2 separate regions of the Mus musculus genome follow, and region 2 is linked to region 1. A link is a loop called in an ENCODE intact Hi-C map of the cell type or tissue named here. Cell type or tissue: heart. All regions are shown on one strand.

Region 1 (2,500 bases):
GGTCCTGAGAACTGAACTCAGGTCATTAGGCTTAGTGGCCCGTGGCTTTCCCCAGTAAGCCATCTTGATGTCCCCACAGCAGTTTTCTATTTAGGCAAATTAACAGTTCAATGATATCACGTGATATACAGTTTACATTCAGAGTCACTACTGTTCATGGTGGCTATTCACCTTGACTGCATCTGGAGTAAAACCCAAGCATTTGGGCACACCTGTGTGGGATTTCTTATTAACTAAATCATTAAAAGTGGGAAAACCCACTTTTTGGTTTTTCGAGACAGGGTTTCTCAGTATAGCCCTGACTGTCCTGGAACTCACTCTGTAGACCAGGCTAGCCTCGAACTCAGAAATCCGCCTGCCTCTGCCTCCCAAGTACTGGGATTAAAAGCATGAGCCAGGGCTGGCAAGATGGCTCAGTGGTTAAAAGCACTGACTGCTCTTCTGAAGGTCATGAGTTCAAATCCCAGCAACCACATGGTGGCTCCCAACCACCTATAATGAGATCTGATTCCCTTTCAGGTGTGTCTGAAGTCAGCTAACAGTATACTTATGTATAATAATAAATAAATCTTTAAAAACAAAAAAAAAGCATGTGCCACCAGTGCCGGACTTAACCCAGATCTTTTGAGGTGGGAAAATCTGGGCCACACCCTTTGCTGGCAGTCTATATAAAGAACATGGAAGAAGGAAGCTGTTCTCTTTTGCTTGCTTGCTGTCAATGGCAAGTCCTTTCTTTTACTGGCATTAGATGCTCCTTCTTCAGGAGTCTGGCATGTACTGAAGACCAGCCGAGACATCCAGTCTCATGGACCAAACAACTACTGAATTCTTGGACCTTTGATTGGTAGACAGCCATTGTTAGACTAGCTGTTCCACAGCTGGTAAGCCATTCTTATAAGTCACACCCATGCATGCCCACACGAGTGAGTTCTGTTCCTCTAGAGAATCAAGACAAATAGGTATAAAAAGGAAGTTGAGGCAGAAATGCTGCAAGCTTAAGACTAGCCTGGGCTACATAGCAAGTTTAAGGTCAGCCACGGTGAGACCCTTTCTCAAAAACGAAACACCAGTAAGAAATCAGAAAGAAAATGAAAGTGAAATGAACTGATTTTCATCATCCAACACCAACATTTGGCCTGTCGACCTTTCATTTTTATAAATGTGTTGTCGGGCTGGTGAGATGGCTCAGCGGTTAAGAGCACTGACTGTTCTTCCAGAGGTCCTGAGTTCAAATCCCAGCAACCACATGGTGGCTCATAACCACCTGTAATGAGACCTGACACCTTCTTCTGGTGTGTCTGAAGACAGCTAGAGTGTACTTATGTATAATAATAAATAAATTCTTAAAAAAAATAAATGTGTTGTCATTTATAAGGAGATCTCTTCTTGGTATTATGCTATAGACATCTATTTCACTGTAGTCAGACGATCTGTTTGGCCCAGGTTCTCATTTGAGGCTTGGTTTGTTTTCAGTGCTGAGTTATGTGTCTGCTAGATCATCACAGGAATATTTCATGATGATTTGAACTTTCTCCACAAGGAGGCAGCAAGCAACCATGCTAAGATTTCTTAAACTTTAAGGAAGCCCATGCGCGTACACAGCTTACCCTGACCCTGTGGGCAGGCATTAATAGTAACATCCTCACTGGGAGTGTTGGCTTCAGGCTTTTAATCCCAGCATTAAGGAGGCAGAAGAGGGCAGATCTCTGTGTGTTTGAGGCCAGCCTGGTCTGCACAGTGAGTTCCTGGCCCCTGGAACCCCACAGTCGAATGATGTCTCATTTTTAAAACATTAATATTATCTCCTTTATATGGATAAGAAAACTGGAGATGGCAGAGTAAGTGTAGGGTATGGACTCCAGGATGCAATGTTGCCTTCTATCTGCATTTAATTCACTCCTAGGCACAGTACCGGGGACACTTTGGAGCATACAGGAATAAATAAGAAGATTCCCGTCCCTCGGCAGTCCTTATCAGGTGTGAGGACGAATTCATCCACAAATAGACCAGTGGTCACACAGCAGAATAAACAAGGGCCCAAGAAGGCAGGAAACTCACTCTGCCTTCAAGCTGCTGGTGATGCTGTGCACGGCGTTATCAAAGAGGGAAGATAAGAGCTAAGGGGTGCGTGACCGGTGACAGACACTGCTGAGACATAGAAGTGTCACGCTCTGTTTTACAGGGAAGAAAGCTGCTAGTCAGTATGGTTAAGAAATTGTACCAAAGCTAGCAAGTGGTTGAAATGCTTGCTGCTCTTCTAGAGGTCCTCAGTTCAGTTCTCAGCATCCGTGTCCAATGGCTCACAGCCTCCTATCACCCCAGCTCCAAGGGATTCAATACCCTCTTAGGCAGGCACCCAAAGGCATCATAAAAGACAGACAGACAGACACACAGACAGACACACACACACACACACACACAAGAATAAAAATTAAAACCTTAAAAGAGAGAAACTTGTATTGGCAGGCTTAAAGCCCCAGCTACCAAGAAGGCTGGGGCA
Region 2 (2,500 bases), 110 kb after region 1:
AGACTTGACTTAGAAGCTGTTACCTCCCCGTGAAGGACAGAACACTCACCAAGATCTCAGCAGCCACCTGAGAGCGGGGAGGGGACAGAGGAGGGAGAGACGGGAGGCAAGAGTCAGAGCTCAGAGTGATTGGTTGGCTCAGATTGGCAGAAGTCCCAAGAGACCCCAGGGTCACAATGAAGAACTGGGAGGGATATCACCTTTTATAATCTCTGGGCTAGAATTCAGAGTGGAAGATAGGCCTGAAAATAATTAATTTTAAAATGTGGTTTTTCCAGAGGGGTAGTGATACTCTTCATACTCAGTAACTGAGGGTAGCCCGCAGGCCCTGGTTTGTCTGACAGTTGGAAGAAGGAAAACCGTCCCTCCACTGGCTACCGACCTGCCAGGAAAGGGGTCGGGCAGACAAGGATTCTCTGTAAAGAGTCAGCAGGACTCTGCCACTTTAGCTCCCCAGGTCACAGACAGAAAGGCAGGACAGCTGAGGCCTGGGCGGGGGGCAGGGGGCAGTTACAGGCACACAGCAGAGGTAGAGACTGCAAGCATTATCTTTAATAAGAACAGTGAACACTGTGGCCAGGACTTTTGTGAGCCAAAGTTGCTCTGACCCAGTGTCTGGGGATAAATTCGGCTAGTTTCTGTGTGACTTAGCCTTTCCCCAGTATCCTGCAACCATTATATTCTCCCGCATAAACCAAAATCCTAGATAGAATATATGTGCGAATGCATGTATGTATTTATTTTTTTGAGACAGGGTCTCACTATGTAGTCTTGGCTGTCCTGGAACTCACTATGTAGACCAGGTTGGCCTTAAACTTAGAGACCGGCCTGCCTCTGCCTCCCAAGTGCTGGGATTACAGGCGTGCACCACCACATCTGGCTTCTTCTTCTCTTTGGAGGCAAGGTCTCACAATGTAGCAGACCAGGTAGGCCTTAAATGCACAGCAATCCTCCTGCCTCAGCCTCTTAAGTGCTGGGATTATAGAAGGTGCCACTATGTTCAAGGTCCCACAAAGCTTTAAAAAAAGATTAAGGATGTTGGAAAGATAGTCCAGTAGATAAGGGCAGGAACTGCTCTGTCAGAGAACTTGAGTGTGGTTCTCAGCACCTGGTCAGATGGCTCACAAGTGCCCATTACTCTAGCTCCAGGGATGAGATGCCCTCTTCTGGCCACTGCTGGTACTGCACTCAAGTGCACACAGAATCACACACATTTAAAAAAAAAAAAAAGATCAGCCAGGCAGTGATGGCGTAGGCCTTTAATTCCAGCACTTGGGAGACAGAGGCAGGTGGACTTCTGAATTCAAGGCCAGCCTGGTCTACAGAGTGAGTTCCAGGACAGACAGGGCTACACAGAGAAACCCTGCCTTAAAAAACCAAAACCAAAACTAAAAAAAAAAACCAACCCCCAAAACCCAACAAACAAACAAACAAACAAACAAAACAAACAATACTCGGATGGGGAAAAAGTCAGAATAAGACCCTTGCTTGAATCCCATCGTCATAAAAACAAGCCTTATCTATATAATTTATGTAAGTACACATGTGCATATGTATTGTATATAGTAGTGCTTCTTTTATCTACACGAAAAATGCTCATATTCACCAGGAGGTTCATAAACAGACAATGTGGCTCTCAAGTGCCTACTTCTGAAGAGAGTGATCACGAGGCCAGAGTTAGGCAGCTCATTTACCCACCCTGGAATTTTACGATCATATTTACCATTGTAGAAATACTTAATTTTATTTTGATTCAAATGTCAAACAATAAAGGTCCTTTTCATAAGGCTTATTATGGGCTGGCCCAGGCTTTAAATTATTTCAGCCACCTAGTTGAATCATGGCAGCACTGTGCCATGGGAAATAAGCCAGCTACAAGCAGACAAGCCCCTAACGTGATGTTTACAGAGGGCGCAACTTCAGAGACAGAAAGCAGGCTAGTGCCTGTTATGGGTTAGAGGAAGAGGAAATGAGAATCACTAATTCATAGGCTCAGGGTTTCAGTTTTGTTGAAAGAAGAGTTTGGGGGTGGGGTGGGGTAGTGATGGCTGGGCAATGTGGACAAATCTGATGCCACTAAAGTGCACACTGAAGAGTGACTAATGCAGGCTGGAGAGATGGCTCAAGTTAGCAAAAGCACCTGCCGTAAAAACCTGCGGAGTTCGATCCCCAGAGCTCAGGCAGTGGCACACACGTATGTAGCCACAGCATTCCTACAGCCAGAGCTGGAGAAAGCTTGCAGGGCCAGGAGCAGAGCTGAGGCAGAAACAGGAGAGACGCTGCCGTGACAAGGTGGAAGGACAGAACTGACCCCTGACAGTTACCCTCTGACCTCACTGATCACTCCTCCCTCCTCCCTCCTCTCTTTCAGTAGGACCTTCTATAGAGTCCTGAAACTCACTATGCAAACCAGGTTGACCTTGAACTTGCATGGAGCCTCTTGCTTCTTTGCCTCTGCTGGGATCACAGGCATGGTTTGCTTTGCTGGTTTTAGTTTTTA

What was found. Peaks named below come from ENCODE experiments on the same cell type or tissue, not always from the same donor. Only the 100,000 strongest peaks of a DNase experiment are listed, where the experiment ranks them.
Region 2: a loop joins it to region 1, with 7 times the contacts of the local background. A loop is called at or near these places in 39 of 42 quality-filtered maps.

The regions. Positions count from the first base shown.
Region 1 is chr11:54,878,030-54,880,529 of GRCm38, forward strand. No RefSeq gene overlaps it. Among named protein-coding and RNA genes, the nearest start is that of Hint1, 13 kb to the left of the region's middle. RefSeq lists an enhancer at 1,157-2,500. In heart, a CTCF peak has its summit at 1,540 (motif pointing right); DNase peaks (open chromatin) are centred at 1,592 and 2,052; H3K27ac peaks cover 1,072 bases.
Region 2 is chr11:54,987,002-54,989,501 of GRCm38, forward strand. Anxa6 (annexin A6) reads right to left here. Exons shown (of 26, transcript NM_013472.5): 21 at 50-67. Among named protein-coding and RNA genes, the nearest start is that of Tnip1, 25 kb to the left of the region's middle. In heart, a CTCF peak has its summit at 1,169 (motif pointing left); no DNase peak of the experiment used is centred here; H3K27ac peaks cover 372 bases.